Linked DNA regions of Mus musculus: region 2 is linked to region 1. A link is a loop called in an ENCODE intact Hi-C map of the cell type or tissue named here. Cell type or tissue: heart. All regions are shown on one strand.

Evidence for each region. A loop is a pair of places that touch in the nucleus more often than their neighbours do. Peaks named below come from ENCODE experiments on the same cell type or tissue, not always from the same donor. Only the 100,000 strongest peaks of a DNase experiment are listed, where the experiment ranks them.
Region 2: it touches region 1 in a loop (2.2-fold over the local background); 3 of 42 quality-filtered maps call a loop at or near these places.

What each region holds. Positions count from the first base shown.
Region 1 is chr19:55,739,886-55,747,885 of GRCm38, reverse strand. It overlaps Tcf7l2 (transcription factor 7 like 2, T cell specific, HMG box), which reads right to left and starts at 6,076. Exons shown (of 15, transcript NM_001331146.1): 1 at 5,356-6,076; 2 at 5,044-5,110; 3 at 4,689-4,813. The coding sequence starts at 5,544. Gm31734 (predicted gene, 31734) reads left to right here and starts at 4,683. Exons shown (of 3, transcript NR_168128.1): 1 at 4,683-4,724; 2 at 5,294-5,677; 3 at 7,196-8,000. In heart, a CTCF peak has its summit at 3,137; DNase peaks (open chromatin) are centred at 4,105, 4,775, 5,315, 6,245 and 4 weaker places; H3K4me3 peaks cover 5,882 bases; H3K27ac peaks cover 5,833 bases.
Region 2 is chr19:55,331,897-55,339,896 of GRCm38, reverse strand. All of the region lies in intron 3 of Vti1a (vesicle transport through interaction with t-SNAREs 1A), which reads right to left. Among named protein-coding and RNA genes, the nearest start is that of Vti1a, 20 kb to the right of the region's middle. In heart, a CTCF peak has its summit at 3,802 (motif pointing left); no DNase peak of the experiment used is centred here; H3K27ac peaks cover 640 bases.

The sequences.
Region 1 (8,000 bases):
ACTTCCTGACTAAACTTAGACACACACACACTCCAAAACAAAACCGTGGAGACTCTTGGTCAGTCCTCCTTTTCAAAGTGTCGAAATGTGTCGGCAACGTTATAAATGTGGTCAAAAATATCACCAAATTCTCCTCCCACCAAGACTAAAAGGCTAACACCCACCTCCTTGAAAGCTTACTTACTTGGCAAGTCTGAGATTATTTTTTTAAGGGAGTAAATCACCCCCTGTCTGGTCTCCTCCCTGCCCCCAATACAATGTCATCTACTTCCTGTACAGGAGAAAGCATCTGCTCAATTCAGGTTGTCCCATACTTAACTGCCAATAAACCAACTTCCACATAACTTCCAGACAGCTGGGGGAAAGGTCCTCGGGAGTTTTTAGTCACGGTCCTAAACACGCATCCACACAAAAATTTGCAGCTGTCCTTTCTCTGCAGTGCACTTGAGTGTGGTTCGGGAGTCCCTGTTGAGTAACATCCGACAAGATCTTCTTCGGAAGCCCTCCCCTCTGCCCACTGTGCGGTGTGAGGGAGGCCTGAGCACTTTCTATGTGTACCTGAGCACCTTGTGGGACGTGGGAAGGTGCTCAGAGCTTGAAAAGACTTCTACCCTAATGTTGAAAAGCACAGTCGCTGGTGTGAGTATTGAATGTCAGTTCCCTAAGCACTTCCTCTAAAGTACCCCCCACCCCCCTTTTAAATGTCATGTAGAATTGCAGCTCTCCTTTGCCACTAACAGAGAGCAGAATTCTTGGGGTTAGTCCGGGAAACCTTCCTGTCACTTTTCCATAGCTTGCTAAGGAACAGAAAGGTAGCCAACGGCCAGCAGCAATTCCAAAGGCAATCCCTCCCAGAAAAAGGAAAACTGGGGTGGAAAACAAGAACCAACATGGTTGTCCTCAAAACCTTTTAGACATCTAAGGTAGAACACAGCTGTCAAAGCTGGCATCCCCAAAGCAGGAGCTAAGTCCCCCCAAGACCGATTCTCCTAGATGAGTCTTTTAGAATCCCAAATGCTACATTTGTTTCTTAGGGCCTCAGGAAGCCATAACATCCACAAACGGCAAAGCACTAGTATATTAAATTTATAATCATTAAAATATGACTTACTGGCTGAAGGCTGAGCCCAGACATTAAACCCTAACTTATGAAGATTAGCACAGAAGACTTGCTGCAGAGATTAAAATCTAAACATGTCTGCCATAAATATTTCTGAAGGAGAGGAAAACAATTAGCATAAATACTAACGAAGGCTGGGAGCACCTGTTCTTCTTCAAGGCGATAAGCATTTTATTGTTCTCTATTTAAAATGTAATGACCTGTGTAATTACTGTAATATTACATTGTTATAGAGGGGCTTGGAATGTCACACTTTGAAGTGTTGTCAAAACAATCAGGGGTGAAGGTGGGGGGTGGGAAGACAACAGGGAAGGCCCAACATTAACCCTTCACGCACCAGGCTCTCAATCTTTTGTGTCAGGAAGGATTATGTTGTTTGAGTGAGGTGAAAACATCCATTTTTTTTTTTTCTGGGCAAGCCAGAAAAAAGAAGTTGCCGGGCTAAATAAAACCTCCTCGATGAATAGGCTCCCTCTTGGTTTCCTGCTCCATTCCAAGTTCAGAAATGAATTCAAGATGCTGCTCACTTATCTGCTCAACCTAGGTAGCAAGCAGCTCCATCGGAAAGCAAGCAACCATGGGGGTGGATGAAGCTGTAGAGAGCACCCTTAAAAACGAACTCTCTCACACGTATCACATCTATCACATCGCAGTGCCTACCACTGCAGCCCTGTGTCTTCTTGCATGCTGGGGGTTGGGGGGGTGGGAATAAAAGTAAAACTACCCCTTCTGTCAACTTCAGTACTGTTACCGTATTCTCTGGAACACAAACATGAGCAAAGCCCTAATATTGGCACTTCCAACCCTTCCCATCTGCTCAACTAGACTTCTTCTCCTTAATGTATTTTTCTATCTGAATGTATCCTCTTCATAAGCCATTTCTATTAATGTATCAAAGATTATAAATTAATGTTCTGAGGAAATCTATGTCCTTCTAAAGTAAAAATCATTACTATCAAGCTTTTACAACTTCTTCAGCAATTAAAAGATTGTTCTAGAGATGATTCATCAAAAGCCAATTTCATGATAATTCTTAATTCTTTACATTCTTAAGCAGAAAAGCAGATACCAGGATTTCAGAAAGTCTTAGCCGGTCCTGTTCATAAGTAACAGAAAACAGCAAAAAGCACCCCAGCCAGCAGGAACGGAAGAGAACGAATGAGCTTACTCCTAATTTGTCTTTACAACTCACAGTCAAAACCAGACCCTATGAAGCCCTGAGAATTTCAGACCTGGGACCGCTGGTTTGCCTGTAGGTTCCACCCCGGGCTGTAAGGAATCTGGAATTGCAAGCTGGCCCTAGTGTCCAAAGGCGTCTAGAGGGACATACACCCGCCTCTCAGCTCCTTGCCAAGGCTTCCCTCAGCAGCCTAAATAAATAACCTCAATTTCGGAGCACATACTGCTTAACCAGGTAAGGGAAAGAAAAGAGTAAGACGAGGCAGCGTGCACAAATATGTCTGCTGATGTTTGACACGCAAATACTAACATAACAGCCTACTGGGTTTCAGAAATGCATTCTCAGAGTCAATCTGATGTCACAGCACAGGGCCACCCGCTAAGTCCACAATTAAAATAACTAGACGCTGTCTCTTTCTACAAAGCCCACAAAGGGGGGGCCTTAGGTTGGGAACCTTCCTTGTCTCACCGGGAAATCATTTATTTGACTTTAACAATTTCCCTGTTTCCTAATTACAGCACAACATAACTGTGTGAGTTTGGAGTTGTGGTGTGGCAAGATCGCCAGCGGTCACAGACATGCAGTTTGAAAAGGGTCAAGAAAGCCAACAAGCCTGCCATCAAAGCTCAATATTCAGTTGGTCTTTCGGGTGACTAAGTGGATTTTAAAATAAAACGAAGGAGGTCTGCGTTCTAGAAGGAAGGGGCAGAGGGGAAGAGGGAACCCCCAGGATTACTTTGGTATGTTGCTGGGTCCAGTTTGCTAACACGGACCCACCAGCTACCAAGAAAAACACCAGGCGCTGCTTCGGAGGCTGCTAGCAGCCTCCGGAAAGCGCGGGCCCTACTGGAGGAGGTCGGACTGTACCTCTGTCCCGGCTTCCACGGAAGACACGGAAGACACGGGCGCTGGGGAGGGGGTGTGATTGTTTCTTTCCTAGGCATTAAAAAAAAAAAATACCAGTCTAGCGTGCTTTAGCCATTCTACCAGAGCCTGGGGGGCGGGGGGAAACAAGTCAAACCTGATAGTTAATATTTTAATGCTTAAAAACACTTGTAGGTCTGACTGATCCAAGCCCAGCACTGCTCAATAGTGAGCATATTATTTCAGACAGCCACCTTGAATAAGCAAAAAAAGAAAAACAAAACTAGTGTGTGTAAACACGAGGTAGGGACCGCGGCCAGAGGTGCAAAGTGACAACCCCGGGAAGCCGGGTACTAACGCGCCTTGTGTGTCTAGAGCTTCGCAATCCAGGCTTTTTAGAGGGGAAAGGGAGGAGGCAGGGGGACAGTGTGAGGGAAGAGGGCAGAGGCCCCGGGGGAGGGGACGAGCAGGAACGAATGTCTGCAGTGAGTGCCGGAGGTGCGCCGCAGGGAGCGCCCCGGAGAGCCTGGCACCCCCCGCTGCCCTGGACTCCCCAAAGTTGGGTGGCCGATCCCCAGAAAGGGAGGCATCCCCAAACCTCCTACACCTCCTTGAAAGCGCTCACCCTAGCCTCTGTCCCCGCCCCAGGGGCCCACAGTGAGCTGGTCAGGATAAAGAAGGCCTCCGCACCCCATCCGAAAGCACCGAATTTCCCTTGACACAAAAGTCCACTCAAAAGGCCATCCCGACTACACACAAATCCAGAAGCCCGGCCACACAGGCCTCCCCACCACGCACGGCTCGCAGCTAGCAGCGTGGGGCACCCAAGCCCTGCCGGGTCTGCAGAGAAAAAGCACGCCCAGGGCCCCCGGGCCTGCGAAGGGACCAAGCCTGGCAAGTGTGACCTTCCCTTGGAAGAAGGGGCCAAGAGGCCCTTGAGCCTGCGATCGCCACTAGAAAGCTAAAATGACTGGCTGGGGCCAGAGCCGGGCGCTTCCGTAGGGCCGAGACTGCTCGCTCAGCACGGTGGCTCCTGGAGCCAAAGGCACCGGGAACCCGCGCGGCCCAGCCGGGCCTCCCAGCCAGCAGCTAAGGGGTTAACCTGGGGAAAGCCCAAGACGCACAGAAGAGGGAAGGAAGAGAGGGAGAAGAAAGAGCCACACAGTCCTCTTCCCAGGGACAAGAAACAAACACCACCAGCAAGAGGGGGGAGGGGGAAATCAGAGCTCAAAAAAAAAAAAAATGAAAAAAGAAAAGAGAAAGAAAAATTAAAAGTTCAGATTGGCACCCCAACAGAGCCCTGCCTGAGGAAAAAAAAAAAAAGGCTCCCCGAATCGTGAGGCAAGCACAAGAAAAGCCAGAACATGGCGAAGCGCAAACAAACCCAGTCCACAAAAGGCAGAGAAAAAGTTTGGAGAGTTCGGGCCGCGAGGGGGGGAGGGGAGGGGGGAGGGGCGGGGCGGGGGAGGGGCAGGGCATGCGGGGCCGGCAGGCGGGCAGGGCGGGGAGCGCGGTGGCACTTACGGTTCGGGCGGTGGGCGAGAGCGATCCGTTGGGGAGGTAGGGGCTCGTCAGGTCGGGGATCATGATGAAGGGGTAGCCGGGATACGGTGGCCCCTTAAAGAGCCCTCCATCTTGCCTCTTGGCCGCTAACATGGCGGGGCGGCGGAGGGGACGGCGGCGGCCGCGCGGCGCGGGAGAGAGCGGGAGAAACTTTTTAGCAAGTGTCCCCCCGAGGGCCCGCGCGCGTCCCCGGGGCCCGGCCGGCGCGGGAACTCGGGTAGGGTGGGTGGGGAGTGGGGCGAGGGCACCCGCCAGGCCGACCCCGGGGAGGGGGAACGCAACCGCGCGGTTTTGGGGGCGCGCGGGGCGCACTCACCTTCTTCCAAACTTTCCCGGGATTTATCTCGGAAACTTTCGGAGCGAGGCGGAGGCCGTCTTTCCGCCTTCCCGGAGGGGCGAGGTGGGGAGGGCGAGGGGCGATAGCCGCGCCGAGGGGGTGCGGGAAGGGAGGGTCGGCGGAGAAAGGGGTGCAGAAAAACACGGTTACAAGTTTTCGCAGCCAGCAGCCCGGGCCACCGTCCGCGCCGCCCGCAAGCCCGACCCGCCTCGCCTCGCTCGCCTTCCAGCCCCGCTCTCCCGGCCCTGGAACCGGCTGGAGCCACCCGCCAGCCCGAGGGGCTCTTCCTACCTCGGAATCGGAGGAGCTGTTTTGATTCGTCTCTGATTCATTGACCAGCGAGGACTTGACATCGGCTAAATCCCTTTCCGCCGAGGAGTTTTCCGAGTTCTTCTCCTCCTGCTCGCCTTCGTCTTTGAAGGAGATCAGCTCGTCGTTAGCGCCTAGGTCATCTCCTCCACCGCCGTTCAGCTGCGGCATTTTTCACCCACCAGCAGCAGCAATTTTGGAAGAAAAATGAAGGAGGAAAAAAAGCAAAAAAAAAAAAAAAAAAAAAAAAAAAGTTTTGCGAGTCCCCCCCAAAAAAATACTGCAAGAAAAAGACGAGTCCAAGGTTAACTTTTTTTTTTCCTGCTTTGGGGTCTTTCTCTCCTGGGGAGGGGAAAAGAGGGAGGAGGGGAGGGGAAGGGGGGAGATCTTCTGCACGCGTGAGTTTGGGTTTCTTTTTTTCTCTCGTTCCCAAGGATCCGATCAATGTGCAAAAAAAAAAAATAATAATAAATAAAAAAGGGGGTAAAAAAAACAACAACAACAACAAGAAGAAGTCAGATATAAGAGCAAAGGGGGGGGAAGCCGAAGACACCGAAGGATCTCGTGCCGCTCGGATTTGAGTGAGTTGAAGTTAGACTGAGCTTTTCAGTTCAAAGGCGGCGCTGATTGACAGATAGAAAAAGGGGGATCGAAATCCGGAGGAACGGAGTAGTCTGGGAGCGGAGATTATTGACAGGGCGAGAGGAACACACTCGCCTTAATGAGATGCCAGGGGGCGGGGCCTCCCCGGTGACGTGTGCATAAATAAACAGCCGGGGTGGGCGGGGCGGGGGCGGCCAACAATGATCCTTTGGGCGCCGGGAGAGGGAGCGGGGCGGGCCGGGGCCGCGGGAGGCGCGCGGGGTGCGGCCTGTGCTCAGCGTGCGAGCCGGGCGCCCGGACGGTGCGGGCCTCGCTCCTGGAGGGGGCGGGTTCCGAAAGACAATGCGGACCGGGAGAGGAGGGGAAGGGGGTGGCAACCCAGTCCGGAATCTGAGCCGGGGAAGGCGGAAGGAAAGCCCACTTGGGGGGCGGGGATGGGGAGAGGCCCAGAAAAAGTGTTAGCCAAGAAGTCCTGAAGATGGGGTCCAGGAGGGGAGGACTATGGGACACAAGGACGGGGTGCTCAGTGGTTAAGTCCCCGATGAAGTCGGCCGCACTGGGGCGGGAAAAGACACGACTGGTCCAAAAGAAGGCTTACCTCTCTTGCTCTGAGAGAACCAGGGGAAGCAGAGAGGCTGGGCCATCTACAGGGAGGGTAAGGCTCCCCTCCCTTGGCTTGTTTAATGACAGTGAATCATGTCATTCAATGTAAAGTCCCACTAGGTTAAATATGCCAAGAAGGCGTTTTATCCAAGAAAACAAATTGTCTGGGGTATTAAAAATATCCTTAAGGAAAATGTAAAGGTTTTTTTTTTATTTTTTTAACTGACGTTGGAAGTAGGAAGTGATGTAGGATCCAAGTCCTTTGGAGGTGAAATGTTTGGGCGTTAACAGCTGCAGGGAAAAATAAAAGTGAAAGTTCACCAAGCCCTGGGGATGAGTAGAGCTGGAGTTTTTCTCCAAAGGGGACTGAGATGAAATGCCCTAAGGCTCTAGATGCTGAGGGCCCTGACAGGAGAAAGTCACCAAAGCTGGCCCAGAAGCCCTTGGGAAGAGGTGGGCAGCCTGGGAGTTGAGATGGGTGTTTGTTGGTTATTAGGCTCCAGTGAGGGCAAACCGATTTGCTATGAGGTGGTGGAGAAAATTATGTTAAAGGAGAAAGGTGGATCCCCAAACCGTGTTTCTGTCTGGTAGACTCAGAAGAGCCTTTCCCTTGCAGATAACCAATGAGAAGTGGACTGGGACGTCCAACGGGCAAGAGGAAGCAAAGAAAAAAGAAATCAGAAAGAATGAGTCAGTGGGGACTGGCAACTGCCATTAGGTGTGATGTTATCCTGAGGTCCACCACGTATTAAATTAACCCACCCTCCCCTTTAATAAGCTCATCTGTTGTAGATTTCCAAAAGTAACCAATTTACTGTGTAATATTTAGAGAATTTGGGGTTTCAACAAAACTGTTCTACAGGCTAAGGCCTCAGAAAGAAGACAACGGAAAACAACGATCCTGAGATTCACAAGGCTAACGAATTCCCCTGCACTGGGAAAAAAAAAAATCCCAAGCACATTTGCACACTAAAGGGAAAGATGCAGACAAAATAAGGATGGGGTGGGCGAGGCGGGTGAGAATCACAGTCCCACCTCCCAACTTTCATATTCATCAGAAAACCAGAAGTGGAGGGAGAGAGAAAGAGCCTGGAAAAAAAAAAAAAAGCAAAACAAATGTGTACATTTCATCGGACGGCTTGCATGGGACACAAAGCAGAGGGCTAATTAGTCTCAGCAGGTAGGACTAACCTTCAGACTTCATAAATAAATAAGACAGCGCAGTATCTAAGAGGGAGAGCAGAGACAGAAAGGGGAATATTTCAAGACACCAAGTAAAAACACGAAGCATGAAATGCAGCCCAGTCTTGAATCAGTGCACAAACGACTGAGCTGTCCCCTTCCTGGGCCTCCCCTGGATGCCTTTAGATTACTACACATCTAGCCCGACATCTAGCTGTTTAGCTAGGTATGTAATCAAG
Region 2 (8,000 bases), 410 kb after region 1:
CTTAGCTTCCTACATCAGCTACTCGGTTCCAAATTCACAAGTATAGAGAATCACTTGAGGAGCTGCCCTAAAAAAGCCATCACAACAATGTACAAATCACACCTACACCAATACAGTCACACGTGTGTGCGCAGAAGACCATCTGGTGTCAGGGATGTTTAAAGATACCCAGATCCCAACATGCAACAAAGGCAGGAGACCAACTTTGTATTTTGTGCCCAGAATATTTTAACCAGCTCCAAACTCTCATTGCCCCAGTGGGCCCTGCTAACCTTCCAACCTGTCCTGCAGTTTATCCTGGTCATTCAGCTGACTATGTTCATCTCTCAAACCCCTTCTCAAGGCTCAGTCTGGACGCCAGTTCCCACAAGGCACTTCTCTCAAGCCCGTCTGCAGCCATCATGCTGGGCTGGATGCTTCTCTGTATTTTCACACACTCTCCTAATGACCACCCCTCAATTCTGCTTACCACAGGATTACAATCACTAAGGCTATAATCAATATGAAAAGATGCAAATTTGGGGTTGAGGCTATCGATCCCTCGCTAAGTGCTTGTCTCCCACCTGTGAGGCCCTAGGTTTAGCTCCCAGTAGCCCACACCCAAACCAACGGCAGCAAATGGTTGAGAAGTTTCACATCTAAAGCTAAATTCAACGAAGCAGCCAAACATTACCAGCTTATAAGTTCTCTTACGTAGCTTCCCAATTTTCCCTTGAAATATGTGCTTTACTGTCGGAACCGGGCTCAAGTCATGTTGTTTCTGTTTCAGAACAAATTCTCAACAGATGGGAGGGAAATTCGGTAGCTTTTAAACTACCGGGCTATTTGGTTGTTGGCTTAGGCATGCTAGCATGAACTCTGCTCATGTTAATGACAATTTTTAGGGAAAAACTACAGACTCCTTTTCTGCCTCTAGTTACAACACTAACTTCTGAAGGTTTCAGGGAAGTCAATTATTAGAAACTAGAGAAAGAATAGGAAAGAAAGCCAAAGACACTGCATGTGTATTTTGAACTCCAGATGAAAACTTGGCGCAAAGACAATTCTAAAGAGTAATAAAATGCATACGATAAAAAGGCATAAAGTATATAATATCATAATTTCTCTACCTTTAATTCTGCCTCTACTCCCACAAGGTCAAGGAGAAAGCTTGCTTTCTGTTCCCACAGATTAATTTCTAAGATGTCTTTTACAAAACAAAATGTACTGACATACAAAAGCAACCCAAACACGAAGGCCACGTCTGCGAAGGCAATGGAAGACTGAGCGCCTCCTTCCTTTGTGTAAGCTCTGGCAGCTCGGCCCCTGGAGCCCTGAGGAAGATGGTTTACAGTTTTTAGGATTTTCAAGGATCTTCTGACCTTGAGATACTTTAACCTTTAAATTCTTTAATTATAGGATTACGGTCTGTACACAGCGAACTTGCCGACTAAGACTTAATGCAGCTCTCCAAGTGCTTTTATACTTAACGATCCTATTGGACCTCCATCCTTCCCCTGTATGTGGGCAGAATTCAAAGGTTCATATCAGGAAACTAAAGCACGCATGCTGGAGGGCCCAGACCACAGGCCCTGTGCCTTCTCGCTATTTCCCACTTGTGTCTTGAAAACATGGTCCATGACCAAATTTAGCTCACTTAGAATATAAGAAAAAAATAAGGTATTAACTACTTCTAGCAACCTGAAACAATATTTACCTGATATTTTTGAAGTGTAAATAAAGCCTCTGAATAGAATACCTGAATCAGACCATATTTGCAATGACTACCCCCGAGCCACATTCCTTCAGTAAGGAAAAGAAAGCAAAGTTTAAACTTCACTGAAATAGCACCTATAAACCTGTAGGTTTCTAACTGAGAGATGGAAACTTTCCTCTTCCTATGTGTAGTTCAAATATCATGTGACCGCGAGTATGACCCCCCCCCCCACACACACACACACACACACGCACACACACACACACTCTCCTTCAGCTGAAATGCATTTGTAGGTGAAGTAAGAGCACCACGAGCCGGGGAGAAAAGTGTGGGCGTGCGCTTCACAGACAATATGCAGCTGCCTTAAAACATACAGTGAGTCCACAGAGTGAAAAACACTAAAGAAGAGGAAAACCAAAACTTGTTCGCTGGTGAGTATGTGAAGAGGCAATGGATGTTCAGTCGTAAAAGTCCCAACAAGCAAACCTTAGAGGAGAGAAACATCAAGGAAGGGAATCTGCGCTTCCACTTTCCACAGAGGTCACTTTAAGAAACTGGCTAAATGTGTTATGAACTGGATGGTTCACAACAAAACCAAGCCTGAGGGAAAAAATAAAACTCTTAAATCAATTTCACTCCATATTTTAAATTTCTTATACCCTTAAGTATGATTTTTTTTCCAGCCTCCGAAGGACACAAACTCAAGCCAACTAACAAACAAAAATGAAACTATTTTTACACGTGGTCCACTACCCACCAGGTTTATACTAAGTTGAAATCAATAGCAAAGTCTGGCATGGTCCATCCGAGCCCTACTTTAACGCCTTGTATAAGCAAACTTAAAATAGTTGACAGAACGCACATCCTCAGCTACTATTGCACAGCTTGAAAACCTCCCCCTGGAGATGAGATCTGGCACAGTCCCCATCAGCACCAGCTGAATGCCCTGAAAGGCTGTGAGCAAAGTCAAAAGTGCCTAACCCACTTTAAGCTGTGCTCTGAACCTCGCCGGCACAGAACTGGATAAAAGACAGTAAGAATAGCATGAAAAGCAAGTCAAGATTCACGGAGAGAGAAACGAGATGTCAAAACCGTTATGTATCATTTCAAGTTACCAACTGATTTTAGTTTGGCAAAGCACAAGCCTGGCGTGTCTTATTCAAATATTGTTGTAGCCCTAGGGCCTAAGTCTGAAATATCTAGTTCAGTCGGTAGTGTTATATTATACAGCCATGAATTTCCCTTGAGCATAAACTTTAGGAGGGCAACGAACAGAGGGGAACCGGTTTATTATGGAGTCATCACCTTGAGGGTTTTGGTTTCTTCGGGAAATATCGTTGCTCATTGTCATCTTCCCCCCTTTGATGCTGGATGCACTCAGAGAGGACATTCATTTAGAAATGAATTAGCTACTGTGATGCCCAAGGAATTGTGGGTCATACCTGAGAAATGAGTGCGCCATGGAGAAACCAAGTAAGGCGCGCACAGTGCTCATCGATGCCAGGGAGGCTGAGCAGCACACAGACGAGGACCGCACAGTCTCTGGCCGTCCATCTGAGGGGCCACGTGACTTCTGACCGCACAGTCTCTGGCCGTCCATCTGAGGGGCCACGTGACTTCTGACCACGAGACAGTGTGTAAGCAACCAGGGGAAAGTTTACTATTTATGAGTGAACAGTTTAACATTAGAACAGAGATGGCTTTTTGACTATGGCAATTAGCTTCTTCATGTTCCAAACACCAAGTAACATTTTCCCATTAATTTTTAAACCAATGTGGCTTTAACTTAAAATAAACTGTACATCAAAAGAATGGAAAATAAACAGCCAGGAACACAATTTGACGAATTGGATTTATTTAGTTTATTTATCTAAACAGGGACCATTGGATCTCTTTAATAGGCTGACAGTTGCACTGGGCTGGTTAATAAAACATTCAACACAGTGTCTTCAGCCAATATAGAAATGCAAATCCCATCAGAAATATTTTATTCATGAGGCAGTAATTTCTGTTACTACCATAGTTGCTTCCTTCCTTCCTTTTCTTTCTTTCTTTTCTTTCCTTTTTTTTTTTTCTAATGGCACTCTGCAAACAAACAGTGCCATCTAGTGACCAATGAAAAAGTCAAGTTTGTCACAGGCTTATAGTTAAGTCTGGCAAATTTTTACTCATTTTTCTTATTTTCAAGTGAGAGCACAAATACAAGTAAACAGAAAAGTTTGAAAGTAGCTGGCCAATAAAAAGGATTATAACAGAGAAAATTTCTAAAACCAGTAAGCCACACACACACACATGAACACACGTGAACACACATACACACACACATGAACACACACACACACATGAACACACACACATGAACACACACACGAACACACACATGAACACACATATGAACACACACACATGAACACACATACACACATGAACACACACACACACACATGAACACACATAAGCATGCCCTCATACATACACACAAACACCAATTTACCATTCTATCTAGAAAATACATACCTCAACTACATAGACAAATCAAAATGTTATAAAGCCTAAGTAAAAAAAAATGGCTCATTAATCATAAAGTGGCATCATAATTTTAATTTTTTAAAAAGCAATGTCACATAAGGAAATTTTTTAACTGAACAACAAAAGCCATCTGAGACGCTGACAACACTGAAAGATAGATAAGTCGACACAGGATGCATATGTGGGTGCACACATATCTGTTCCAGGACATACATGGCCTGGCCGCCATGGCTTCGGTGAATATGGAAGCTGTTTTCACAGGTCACCAAAGTCTACAGGGCCTAAAATCAATAGTCTCAAGTCTGAGGTGGTCATCATAAAATTACTCGCATTGGGAAAATGTCAGAGCTTTATAGATCAGGGAAATCTATTATGGCCCACTTCGAAAGTTAGCATTAAGTCCCAACAATACAATTCGTAGAGTGCCAAGATCATAATACTATTTCACTCAAGCACACATGACAGGGGAAGGGTCAAGGGCATGACCCTGTGATACTTGCTATGTGGGGAGGCCAGAGAAGCGCCCTGCACACTTGCTTCCCAGGACCGAAGGCAGGGTTACAGCCGAAAACCGTCTCTGGCGTCTCCCTACCCACCATGCCGCTCCACCTGTGCCCATCTATGTAGAGCTACCGAGGCTAAGAGCCTAAAATAAGAATCTCACTAGCAAAGATGGCTGCTTGCATAACCGCTTTCTAACTCCCTGCCCTGGTGGGACCTGACAAAGCCTATTCTGCAGGAGGAGCATGTGTGCACATGCAGAAGCTTTCTAAACAGACCACTGCCTTTCCCCAGAAAGGTCACAGGCTTGTGCAAATGCCTAGCAGAAACAGTCAGTGAGTTAGAGTTCAGCCAGCTGGGAGACCCACATAGGTCTGCCAGCCGCCTCAACACTGGGAATCTTCCTAGCGGAAGTACTTTAGAAAAAGAATCCCAGCTGCGTTCCACCCTGGAGTCTGTGCAAGAGCTTTATAGATCAGGGAAATCTATTATGGCCCACTTCGAAAGTTAGCATTAAGTCCCAACAATACAAGCCCCACAGTCACAGAGACTTTCTCCTACAATGGTTTGAGACTTCAGTAAGCAACACACAGAAGGTGCTCCGCTCTGGTCCAACTTCAGTTGTTATTTCTTGGCATCATCTAACATGGAGGAGAAGCAGAGAACAGAGCAGAAATGACCTACAAGAGAAGCCTAAGGAACAGAGTCCAGAACAAACTGCCAAGTGGTGAACTGCAAAACTGAAAACTCTGTATTAATCTGTCTTCTACGAATGCTCCAGATTATAAATCTTACGGGGACACGTTCACTGCAGCACAGTAAGGTGTGAAGGAAATAAATAGAAATATACAGGTGTTCAACAAGAGTTAACATCACAGAGAAGACAACATGCTCCCATTAAAATGATCTAGAGTTTATAGAAATTTAAAATGGAAGCATTAAGAACATATATTTTTAAAATATGGATGTGTGACATCATTATTATGTAAAGCTATTTACGGGAAAGGAGAGATTAGAAAACAGCCATCCAAAATGTAAAACATGATTCTCCTGGAGCAATAAGGCTAAGTTGATCTTGTTTTTTAAAATCTTTTGGGATATTCTGACATTTTATATAGAATGAAGGAGTATAACTGTTATAAACGGTGACATGTTCATGGAGAAGGGACGTTTCTTTGCTCAGATGGTTCTATCCAGTGCTACAGGTCTGGGGTTGCTAAGAGATTTACCATGACCGTAAATAAATCTTAATAAGGAGAGGCTTTTTATTTTATATACTGGTATACGATGTGGGACCAGGACTGTACTTGAGAACCCCCAACCATATCAAGCTAAGGCTTATAAAAAAAACACTACAAAGATTACATGTATTTGTCTACATGTAGGGTCTAACATTAACATATATGCCATGTAGTTGGCCTAGTTATCTTTTTGATTAGATGATGCAAGTTTGATAACAAAAGCAAAAATATAAGTTATTCTTCTGACCTACAGTCTTGCTAGAACAGCGAGTCTTACGAGGCCCGTCAATTAACAGTCTTCAGTGTCCACGGAAAGGGAAGCAGCTGCCGGGGCGCAGCTTAGGGAAGCTGCGGGCTACACGTGAGAGCCATTTCTTGCCTTCTTCTGGTCTCTCAAATGCAGTGAGCCTACACTTCAAATGCAGCGTTAACCACACCAGCTCCTGTATTTGTTAGAATGCATGCGTGTTCCTGAAGAAGGTTCAGGTATGTGATATCTGCTACACATTACAGCTGAGACCACCCACACCTGAGCATGCTTCAGCCGTTTCCTACAGGTCCCACAAGATCACAAGTCTGCTATCTCAGGATGTTGCAGGGACAAGGAAGACAGCATGTAAACAAAAGCACTCAGCTCCTGACCATTTGACAAACAAACAAACAAAAAATCAAATTTAAATTCCTCCTCCTCGCTCACACTTTAGTCTCAGAAGGAAAAATAGGGGGCGTGCACAGACTGTGCTCAAGCCCACTGGGCCGGCGCCTGCGGAGACGGTGCAGGTAGGAGCAGCACCCTTTGAACCCTGACCTAAGGCACTGACCCAGCAGTCTGCAGGCAGCTGGATGTCTAGGCGCATTCACTCAGCCTCACTGCTGAGACTGTCCATACAAGTGCCATTCTCTGATGTCCACAGCTCTGTGCTGGGAGCCGGCTTAACAACCACATCACATAGCCTTTCCAGACAGGGGCAGACAGCTTTCTGGCACCTGTGACCTGGGAGATGAGTGAACTTAGACTGGGGCTGGAGTGCTGCTTCCAACTCCCCTCACAGTCTAGCTAGGCTGTGTGCTGTCTTAAGCAAGCCCAGCTGGCAAGAAATAAGTGCAGTGACAGAAATCAACCACAAGATGGTGCTAGCACCACAATGCAACCCCAGAGAAGCTGAGCACTTAACAGACCTGAGGACTCTCATCCTGGTTCACCACACACTATTCCATTCTTTTCTATTTACTTAGACTTGGCCTAACAGCTTATACATCTTTGTAGCTTAAAAAACAACAACAGCAACTTCAAAGGTGTTTATTTATTTATGTTTTGTTAAGATACAATCTTAAATTTGTGGGGGGGGGGGGACCCAACAACCCTCGGCTCAGTATTTTTCGCCTTTCGCTGGTTCACTTTCTTTGACTCTTCTGACATCATGGTCTTTGTAGACTAACTCCATGTTCATCTCTCTCCCAGGGACTGAGCTGCTATCAATTGCTAGCCTGAACCAACTACTTCACACATGTGTTTGTTCTTTAAGCCCTAGGGAAGCTCGTGCCAATACTAAAAACAAATTAGAGCAGCAAGAGAATACATGTGTATCCTCAGCTCCTCTGGAGCCCCCTCCAAGTTCCATGTTAGAGTTCCAATTGCACAAGAGTACTAACATGATGATGATTCCAATTCCAGCTCTATTTGGGAACTAAGGACAGGGCTTACCACACAGTAGCACTAAAGAAGACTCGTTGAAGAAACTCTGTAGTCCACCTGAGCCTCCTTGGCTCTCGTGGGTGTTGAACCCCATAATCCACACCCACAAAATGAAACAACATAAGCTAGAGAAGTGTACAAACTGTCAATCATAGAAGCTAGCAGTAGTAGAGGAGCAGAAAGACGAAACAGAGCATGCTCTCGCTCGCTACAGAAACCCCAGCAGACCAGTGATGGCCAGAGAAGGGAAGGGAACTGGAGAGGGGCTATTTATGGACAAGAGGAGTGTTGCAGGGGAGGAGTCAGGGACAGAGAGTAGATGGACTTGACCTATGCA